2 separate regions of the Homo sapiens genome follow, and region 2 is linked to region 1. Evidence: read pairs that join two places in POLR2A ChIA-PET (ENCODE). Cell type or tissue: GM12878. All regions are shown on one strand. Each heading gives the region's core, and the rest is flanking DNA. Links, peaks and the distances in the headings are about the cores only. Region 1 has its middle 8.0 kb from the start of STK17B. Region 2 overlaps HECW2 (HECT, C2 and WW domain containing E3 ubiquitin protein ligase 2).

The links. ChIA-PET counts read pairs that join two places held together with the same protein. Peaks named below come from ENCODE experiments on the same cell type or tissue, not always from the same donor. Only the 100,000 strongest peaks of a DNase experiment are listed, where the experiment ranks them.
Region 2: POLR2A ChIA-PET joins it to region 1 with 10 read pairs; 24 of 35 experiments call an interaction of 5 or more read pairs at or near these places.

The regions. Positions count from the first base shown.
Region 1 is chr2:196,176,841-196,182,226 of GRCh38, reverse strand. No RefSeq gene overlaps it. Among named protein-coding and RNA genes, the nearest start is that of STK17B, 8.0 kb to the right of the region's middle. In GM12878, for the core only: no CTCF peak of the experiment used is centred there; no DNase peak of the experiment used is centred there; H3K4me3 peaks cover 654 bases; H3K27ac peaks cover 1,840 bases.
Region 2 is chr2:196,250,043-196,255,428 of GRCh38, reverse strand. HECW2 (HECT, C2 and WW domain containing E3 ubiquitin protein ligase 2) reads left to right here. Exons shown (of 29, transcript NM_001348768.2): 19 at 1,400-1,509. Among named protein-coding and RNA genes, the nearest start is that of HECW2-AS1, 7.3 kb to the left of the region's middle. In GM12878, for the core only: no CTCF peak of the experiment used is centred there; no DNase peak of the experiment used is centred there.

The DNA of each region.
Region 1 (5,386 bases), core at 281-5,280:
TAGCAATGGGTTGCTCACCTTGTACGTTTTCCCTAAATTATTTCAAGACGCTGCTTCAAAGAATCCTTCATCTGTGGTAGTATTTCAACTGTAGAAGAAGATGCTTTTTCTAGTCAAAATTAATTTAAGTCCCTAATAATTCGAGTTAGCATGAAATGGAAAGATCTGAAGGGCCCAACTGACCTGCACACTTTTCACTTTTGATGTCTAGCAATAAGGTAGTAACTAGACTAGAATAGAAATGCGTTAAAATTTGCTTGCGAAATTGTAGAAGGCAGAACCATTCCAGGCACTAGCAGCTCAAACAGAAAAGCGTTATATTTTATATGTCGTATTAAATAATAATGAAAAGTAACCTAATAGGAACCAGTTCCAAAATCCTTTCTGGATAATTTGGTACATTTGAAATCTAGTATGCTTTTCATGCCTCTCTTAAGCACTCTATAAAACAAGATTCTCTCAAATGCGTTAGAAGATTTCTGTTTTGACTGGCTCAGCGAGGCTGGAGGTACTTGAAATGATTTATAATGAACTAAGCACATGGCATGGCGTCACCAGGCATTCTCTTCAGAGCCTCTTGCCCATTTTATAGAAATTGCACAGCTGGGAAGTAATACAATGAAAATCTTACACTCTGCTTGTTGAAAGTTGGATCACAATTCCAAAGTCTAAGTAAAAATGTATAGCCAGAGTAGAAGGCCAACATTTTTTTTCATCTTTCAAAAAGCTAGATGTTTTAACTTATTTGTGTTGTTGTTTGTTTTCTTTTTTTCTTTTTTTTTTTTTTTTTAAACAGGGTTGCCCAGGCTGGAGTGCAACGGCACAATTATAGCTCACTGCAACTTTGAACTCCAGAGCTCAAGCAGTCCCCCTTCTTCAGCCTCCTGAGTAGCTAGGACTACAGGCGCATGCCACCATGCCTGCCTAATTTATTTATTTATTTATTTATTTATTTATTTTTGTAGAGACAGTTTCACCATGTTGCCCAGGCTGGTCTCAAACTCCTGGCCTCAAGTGATCCTCCTGCCTCAGCCTCCCAAAATGCTGGGATTACAGGCATGAGCCACCGTGCCTGGCTGTTGTTCGTTTTCTATGGCAGATAAAACAAAGGGTACATTTATTTTGCTTTCTTTTTATTTTGGTTAACCATGGTTTATTTGTAGAATTTCAGAAAGGCTGATTAATATAAAAGTGGTCAAAATATATAACCACAGAAGCTAACTAAGAAATCAGTTTTTCATAGGACCAGTCAGAGTTCTTAATTGCAAGCAACTAAACATCTCTGGATATCTGAAGCTGAAAAACAATGTATTTAAAGGATATTGAGTAGTTCATAGAAAGGAGATCCAGGCTGGAGAACCAAAGTTAGGACAAGATAACTAGGAAAAACATCCAAAGTCATGTCTGTGGATTGTTCAGGGGAAGATGACGACACTATTGCCCAAACTCAGGATTCTACACTGCAGCTTGTGCCGTGGACACTGGAGATGCCACTAGACCTGCTGCTTCCAGGGCCTGATTGCTCCTTCCGTCTCAGCATTCTTCATGGCCCAGACTTACTAGCTCCAGATTCAAAGGTTCAAGTGCATATGTGTGATTGGTTGATAGAACCTAAGGTAATTGTTCCTCCCAAGCTACAAGGAGTATATTTGTCACTTTCACTGTCATGGACTCAAAAGGTGAGGAATTCTCTAAACACTGATGGGGTTAAGATACAGGGTGGCCATAGAGTAACAAATGTCCCAGTCTTGAAAGACTTGAAATCGGTCACTATGATGAGAATAGTGGTTCTCAAGCTGTTTGGTTCTCAAACTTCTACACTCAAATATTACTCAGGACCTCAAAGAGTTTTGGTTGATGCAGGTTATATCTACGTAGATAAGTAATGGTAAATATGGTAATCTAGTAAGTATAGTCCATAGGACATGGTTAGTATGCTCAATACTTACCATATTAGAAATTAAAGGAGAGGCAGGCAACATGCTAGATGAAAGATTCACTTTGTGATTAAAATCAGATGATATACATAATATTGAAACACAATTTTCTGGATCTCTTTCTGGATTCCTATTACATATACTTTTATCTGACTTGGAAATTTTGATTGGAGGTTGATATTGGATTGAACCTGCATCAAATTACTGGTACAATGGTGTTTTTAATAGACTGCAAAAATAATAGAAGGGCTATATTTTGATTATTTTATTAGTTCTACATTCTCTAAATTTGAATATTTAAAGCAATGGCAGACTCATTCATTTTTCTAAACAAAGCCTTTTATTTTAGAGCAGTTTTAGATTCATACCCAACCAATTTCCCTTTTTATTATAGGATCTTACATTAGCAAGGGTGCATTTGTCACAACTGATAAACCAATATTAATACATTATTATTAAATAAAGATTTCCTTAGTTTTTGCCTAGCATCATTTTTCTATTCCAGGTTCCCACCCAGCATACCACACTACACTTAGTCGTCACATCTCCTCAGGTCTCTCTTGGCTGTAATTATTTCTCAGACTTCCCTTGTTTTGGATGGCCTTGACAGTTTTGAGGAGTATAGGTCAGGTATTTTATAGAATGTTCCTCAACTGGGATTTGCCTAATGATTTTCTGATGGTTGCACTGGGATTGTGGGTTTTTGGGAGGAAGACTACACAGGCAAAGTATCATACTTATCATGTTATATTAAGGATACATAACATCATGACTTATGACTTATGACTACTGACCTTAACCTTGATCATCTGGCTTGAGGTAGGTTTCGTCAGGTTTCTCCACCCTAAAGGTGCTTTCTCCCCATCTCTTCCTATATTTCAGTCTTTGGAAGAAAGTCACTATGGGCAGCCCACACTTAAGGAGTGGGGAGTTATGCTCCACCGACTTGAGGGTGGAGTATCTGCATAAATTGCTCATATTTCTTCTGTATGGAAGATTTGTCTATTCTTTCAACCATTTATTTATGTCAGTATGAATTCATAGACATTTATTTTATACTTTGGGTTATAGTCTACTACTGCTTTATTTCTTGTGTTGCTCAAATTGTCCTAGCTTTGGCCATTGTGAGCTCTTGTAGTTGGCTCCTGGTTCCCTTCTCTTTGAATGCCCCCATAATTGCATGGTGGTGTTCGCTTGCACTTCCTTCTTTCTGGACTACAAGATACTTCAGGCCCATCTGTATATTTCCATCCTCAGTCACAGAAGCAGCCATTTCTCCAAGGAGCTTTGATTCCTTTTCTTGGAGAATGATATTAGAGACTAAGACCTCAGTGCTAAGCATGCTGTTGTTTCTGAGGTGTCATTACTTTTTAGGCACCCTCAGCTAACAGAGCAAGGAGCTATACATGTGTATGTCAACCCATGTATATACACATAACCTATAAATATTTCTATATGTAAACATCTGTATCTATATTAAGCTAAACAGGAGTTTCGACCAGATGTCTCTAACTCTGAGCCCTCTCCCTTTGCATTTTTTATATACTTGAAAAGTTATTTTAACAATAAAGCAATTTTGGAATGGTAGATATGAGAAGAAACAAAAGGCTGAAAAGAACAAGGACTCCAGGAACTAGATGAATAAAACACCCAAGAAGGTGTGCTCTTTTGTTAGTAGCTAGTTATTAAATATCCACACAGTAAAAGTCTGTGTAGGCTGAGTGTGGTGGCTCACGCCTGTAATCCTGACACTTTGGGAGGCTGGGGGAAGGGGGGTTGCCTGAGCTCAGGAGTTTGAGATCAGCCTGGGCAAATGGCGAAACCCTGTCACTACTAAAAAAAAAAAAAAAAAACAAAAACTGGGTGTGGAATGCACGCCTGTAGTCCCAGCTACTCAGGAGGCTGAGGCACGAGAATCACTTGAGCCTGGGGGGCAGGGGTTGCAGTGAGCTGAGATTGTGCCACTGCACTCCAGCCTCGTTGACAGAGTGAGAACCTGTCTCAAAAAAAAAAAAAAAAAGTCTGTGTAGTAGAGGATGGACTTGAATGACTGCGAGCAAGTATATAACTTCCACGTCCCTTAGTTTTCTGGTTTTTGTTTTTTTTTTTTGAGATAGAGTCTCACTCTGTTGCCCAGGCTGGAGTGCAGTGGTGTGATCTCGGCTCACTGCAAGCTCTGCCTCCCCGGTTCACGCCATTCTCCTGGCTCAGCCTCCCGAGTAGCTGGGACTACAGAAGCCACCACCACGCCCAGCTAATTTTTTTTTTTTTTTGTAATTTTAGTAGAGATGGGGTTTCACCATGTTAGCCAGAATGGTCTCAATCTCCTGACCTCATGATCTACCTGCCTTGGCCTCCCAAAGTGCTGGGATTACAGGTGTGAGCCACCGTGCCTGGCTAGTTTTCTTATCTTTAAAGGAGGAAAATATAGCACTGTAACTCATAGGAGGATGTGAGCATTAGATGAATTAACATAAGCAACACATTTAGAACAGTGCCAGTTTCATTATTTATGAACTGTTGTTGCCATGTACACTATGAGGCAAGTATATTATCTCCATTTTACAGATGAAAAATAGAGGCACAGAGATTTTCTAACCTGGTCAAGATCTCACAGCTGGTAAATTACAGAACCATTCTCTCATAATCTGTGACCTTTTAAAGGTTTCTGAACAGCTCTGAACTTACTGATTCTTCGGTAAAAGTGAAGCCATGAAATGCTGCTCTATAAATCTAAAGGAAAGGCCAACTACTAAAAAGATTCAAGAATCTTTGAATATTCTCAATGTCAGGAATGCTGTGATAATCAGGAATAGTACCATTTCCCACATTACTAATGCTTTTATGCCACAAAATGGCTCAACTTTCAGAGTAGATTGGCCTTCTCAATGTTCATGCTATCACCTTACACCAGTTGACACAAAGATCACTCCTAATGAGGGAGTTGCTGGGGATTAAAAGTTGGCTCTGCCTTATCTATATCTGCTACTGCCTGCTGTAAGAAGACTCACTACGTGAAGGGTTTCTGGAAGGGTACCTGCCATGTACCCTGGAGAATGTGATAGCAGGTTGTCATTCATGGTATATGCAGTTGGCAGAGGAAGTTTCTTAGCAAAGTGAAAAAGGAAGAGATTTATTAGGGAGAGCTAGTAGGCGTTATCTACTCAAATCAAATAGACAGCACCCTATATTTATACCCTGTATTTATTTCTTTGCACCACTTGATATCTACTTCCTTTAAACACTAGTGACTAATTTCTTTATCTCACACGGCCCCCTGGACTCCACCATTTGTTGACCCTTAGAGCTTCATTCCGAACTTGGGTGTCTCCACCAGATAGATACTGAAAGGAAAAGCAGTCACCTCCCTCTCCCCTTTCCTTTCCAATGACATTTTTCTCCCAATGATCCCTACTAGCATCAACCATAAGATGTGAGGAAAATCGAAA
Region 2 (5,386 bases), core at 92-5,091, 73 kb before region 1:
CTCATACAAGAAATGATTGATAAATTTGGCTACATAAATATTTTTAAATGGATATAATGAAAGATACCACATATAAAGGCATAAAGAAAGATAATCAACTGGAAGAATAGATTTACAACATGTAAAACAAAGAGATCAGCCAGGCGCAGTGGCTCACGCCTGTAATCCCAGCACTTTGGGATGCCGAGGCAGGCGGATCATGATGAGGTCAGGAGATCGAGACCAACCTGGCCAACATGGTGAAACCCCATCTCTACTAAAAAAAAAAAAAAAAAAAAAAATAGAAAAATTAGCTGAACGTGGTGACTCGCACCTGTAGTCCCAGCTACTCAAGAGGCTGAGGCAGGAGAATCACTTGAACCCAGGAAGCAGAGGTTGCAGTGAGCCAACATTGTGCCACTGCGCTCCAGCCATGCAACAGAGCTAGACTCTGTCTCAGAAAAAAAAAAAAAAAAAGGAAACCAGATTGTGGATACATAAAGAAGGCCTTTAAAAGAAGAGAACCCAATAGAAAAATGGATAAAGGTTATGAAAAGGCATAGAAATGGAAGTATGAATAGCCAATAAACCCATGGAAAGATGCTAGTAATGTAAGTGTAGTTTCAAATAATGAGATACCATTTCACAGTATTAGATTTGTAAGAGTCCAAAAGTCTGAATACCTAATGATACATAAGAACTCTCATATTGTCTGGGCTTAGTGGCATTGCAGTTTCTACAGTCTTATTGGAGTACAAACTGACACTGTCTTGTACAGCTGAAAAGAGCTCAGGTCTCTGGTTACTCTCTTTTAGGAGAATATCAGAAACAGACATTTCAGTATGGAGAAGAAAGAAGACATTAAATGGTCTAAGATCCAAATCCTCACATGTGAAAAATAGTAGCCAGGGTAAACAAGGGAGCTAATTATTTTGTGATTGTAGTTATTTAAGAGGTGTTTTGTTTTATTTTGCTTTTAATTATCAAATTAAATCCTAAGCCCTTCGAAGGCTGAGACCCTATTGTTTATTTCTTGGAATGAGGATATAGAACATACTTTGTATATTTATGATGGGTTCTCAATAAACATTTTCTATTTTGTGTTGGAATCCTGTTTCCAAATCTGAAAACCCAGGTATGATTTTCAAACAAACATGTACACTCAAACTCATATGTTGAAATAGTAAAATAAAGTCACGTTGTCCAAAGTTGGTAGGAAAACAGGGAAATAGCCACAGGGTTCACAAAAAGCACCACAGCCAGCCATTTTGTACCAAGAATTACCTGCAAGAGAAAGGGGGCGGATGCTCTCTTTGGGATATAAACCGGATCTTGGATGGAATATTCTACTCCTTTGGGATTTAGGCTTTTCCCCACTACTTTGGCTGAAGTGCCCGTTTTGTTTCTTGTCTTTCCCCAGCTTATTTGAAGAAGAGATAATGTCGTATGTGCCTCCACATGCCTTACTCCACCCCAGCTACTGTCAGTCCCCACGTGGCTCTCCCGTGTCATCTCCTCAGAACTCGCCAGGTGAGTCCACCTGCTGCTCACAGTGAATTCTCTGAGGAGTGAACCTTCAAGCCAGATGTTCTATCCTCCCTAAAGACAGAACAGTAAGGGAACACTTCAGGTACATCTTTGGTGTTAGCACAGATACACGTGTGCATTTCCTGTCTCGTAAGAGTGGCTTATTTCCATGAGGATTCATTTTGACAAACATAATGAATAGGAGGATTAGTGGTATGACATACTCAGATATAGAATTTACTTTTCATGATGTTATATCATACAATATCAGGACACAAAATATTAGGTTGCTTTTTGACTTTAGAAAGTTCTAGTGAAGAGAACTTTTTTGATATACAATGAAGATAAAGTCTCTACTCTCAAGAAATAATATGGAATTGAAATTGTTCAGTTTAATGGACTTGGACATTCCTGCAATTCATTAATTGCATTAGATAGAACAGAAATGGATTGGCAGATAGAAGATGTTGATAGGTAACCTGAAATGTGTACATTCAATCTCTTTTTGAAAGAGATAGGCCTGAATGAAAGAGTGAGTGGGTGGATGAATGGGTGGATGAGCAAATGGTAGGAAATGCAGCTTGGCAAATGAGCTTTGAAAATGAAGGCAGTCATGATGTTGACAGAATAGCAGATGTATATAGGTCCTTATTATAGGCAGTGCATTGTTCACACTTTAACAGCTGTCAGAACTGAAAATGATTTCAGTAGAAGTGCAAACTCCATATGTGTCACTAAGCTGCTGTATGTTCTTTGGTATATAACATGTGTTTTCACATACTGCAATGATAATGAAGATGCAGCCTAATTGGATACTGCAAACAGGAAAAGATGTATTAATATGTTCATTTAACACAGATTTATGGAGCATCCAACTATGATCCAAGCACTGAATTAGACTCTAGGACTACAGAGATGAATAATACAGTTTCTTCCTTTGAAGAATTCATGGTGTGGCAGTGAGTCAACAAATAACTCTGTGAAGCTCTGTAGTTAGTTCTGTAATGAAGAAATGTATGAGAACACAGCTGTGGGAACAATTATTCTTTCAGGGCTGGGGATGGGGTATTTGGGGAAATATGAAGTGGAACCTTGAAGAATGATGAATAGGAGTTTACCAGGTGGACCAAAGAAAGAAGGACATTCTAGTGAAGGGAGTGATGTGTTAGGCCATTCTTGTGTAACTATAAAGAAAACCTGAGGCTGGGTAATTTATAAAGAAAGGTTTCACTGGCTTATGGTTTTGCAGACTGTACAATCATGGTACCAGCATTTGCTTGGCTTCTGTTGAGGGCCTCAGGAAACTTCTACTCATGTCAGAAGGTGATGGAGAGCCAGCATGTCACATGGTGAGAGTGGGAGCCAGAGAGAGCAGGGGGGAGGTACCACACACCTTTAAACAATCAGATCTCCTGTGAGGTCACTCATCACCAAGGGAGTGGTGCGAAACCATTCATGAGGGATCTGCACTTATGATCCAAACACCCCCCACAAGGCCCTACCTCTGACACTGGGGATTATATTTAAACATGAGATTTAGAGGGAACAAACATCCAAAAAAACCATATCAGGTAGCATAAGCTAAGCCACAGAAGCATGAAAGTAGTGTAGGAAATAGATACAAGTAAGTTAATAGATACAAGGGAAGGGAAGTTCTCAAAGCTCAGGTTGGAAAGGTAGGCTAGGGCTGGTTGGTCATTGAAGCCTTATTATTATTATTATTATTATTATTATTATTATTATTTTGAATCGGAGTCACACTTCTTCGCCCAGGCTGGAGTGCAGTGGCGTGATCTCCCAGGTTCAAGTAATTCTCCTGCCTCAGCCTCCCCAGTAGCTAGGATAACAGATACATGCCACCATGCCCAGCAAATTTTTGTATTTTTAGTAGAGACTGGGTTTCATCATGTTGGCCAGGCTGGTCTCAAACTCCTAACTTCAAATGATCTGCCTGCCTCGGCCTCCCAAAGTGCTGGTATTACAGGTGTGAGTTGCCACGCCCAGCCAGCCCTATTCTATTGTCCATGTGAAGCCACTGAAAATGTATAAGCAGAGGAATACCAATAATATCCTGCTTTTCAAAGATCAGTCTGGTGGCAATTGGGAGGATAAATTAGAAAATGAGAGACTAGAGACAGTTTCTCAGAGAGGCCATTGCATTAGCCAGAGTAACATGATGAAAGACTGGACTAGGCAGTGGAGATGGGGACCAGGGAACAAATTGAAGGGATATGTAGGATGCAGAGACATCAGGACTTTGAGTAGAGGTAGGGAAGAGTCAAGGAAGATTCAAAGGCCCTCACTACCTAGGCTACCAGGCAGATGGTAGCACCCTCTGCCAAGAATGGGAAATGGTTAGACTCAAATTGGAAGATTGAGTGAGTTTGGTGTTGGACAAGTTTTATTGAGAAATCTTTGGGCCATCAATGGGAGATTCCCAAAGACAGCTGGAAATGGCAGCCATGGCGCACAGGAGAGGTTGAAAGCAAGGAGTTCAGTGTACTGGTGGCAACTGGAACCTAGAGTATAGACTAAAGCAACTGGGGAGAAAGTCATTGAAAAGGAGAGGAAATAGAGGATGATGTCATGAGAAACCTCAATATTTAAGGGATGAGCTGAGACAGAGAAGCAAGTGAAAGAAAGAGAGCCAACAGATTTTGAATAGAGTTAGGAAAGTCTTTTCAGGGGAGCCGGGTTTCACAGAGGAGTGGTCAATAGAGCCACATGCTCAAAGGGCTCAGGAAGTCCCAGCTACTCACGGGGGCTGAGGTGGGAGGGTTACTTGGGCTCAGAAGGTCAAGCCTGCAGGGAGCCATGATCATGCCACTGCACTCCAGCCTGGGCAACAGAGTGAGACCCTGTCTCAAAAGGGGGATAGGGCATCAAGAAGGATGAGATCTGAAAAGAGGCCTCATTTAGATTTGAAAATCATGACATTATCAATGGTCTTTGCCAAAGCAGGTTCTGTGAAGTAATAGGTTATAAACCGGATCATGATTGGTGACAGAATGATACAGGATCTGAAGCAGAAGTCAAATGCTCTTTTCACGAAATCTGGAGGTAAAAAGAAAGCAAAATAGAACAGTAGTTAGGAGAAGAGAGAGGGAAGGAATTTTAGGATGGGAAGTTGAGCATACATGTGCAGAGGACACAGGACGTGAGTGGAAGGAAAGTGGTTTGTGGAATAAGGCAGGCTCATGGGCAGCACGACACTGAAGGAAGAAACACAGGCCAACTTTGGAACAAAATAGGGACACCTATTTTGATGACACAGGCTGAAAGAAGTGTATGACACTACAGGTAAGTTTAAAGGTTTAGGGGAAAACTTCATGAAATTCCCAACTGGGAATTTCATTCTTTTAGCAACTGTCTGACTTTAGGCAGGGTACCTCCTTCCCTGAGCCTGAATCTCTTTTTCTATAAAATAGAGATAACAATAATTACCTCACCTCTCACGATTATTTTTGGAGAACACTTTGCTTGGTGCTTGGAACATAACAAGTAGCCAATAAAGGTTAATGTGTCGCTTTTTCTTTCTTTCTTTCTGGAAATTTGATTCTGAGAAGTAGTTTGTTCACATTTGAACCATTAACAACTGGAACATACGAACCCTGATTTGCAGAGCTGTCTGCTTAGATATTTAATCATGCAGAGTGGACTTTATCTTAGTAAGAGCCTATGCTGGGGTTTAAAGTGGACCATCCCTTTACCTGTGTTTTATGGTTAAAGACATGAAGCCATGTGGATTGTTGCTCGTGCCAGTCAAGGCTGTCCTTTTCCAGGCCTTTTGTGTGGCCTCTCCTCCCTGAGGAAAAGGTAAATTGCCAAATGCTGCCCCTTCCGTGCTCTTTAAAGGCATGCACTTGAAGACTGCACACAT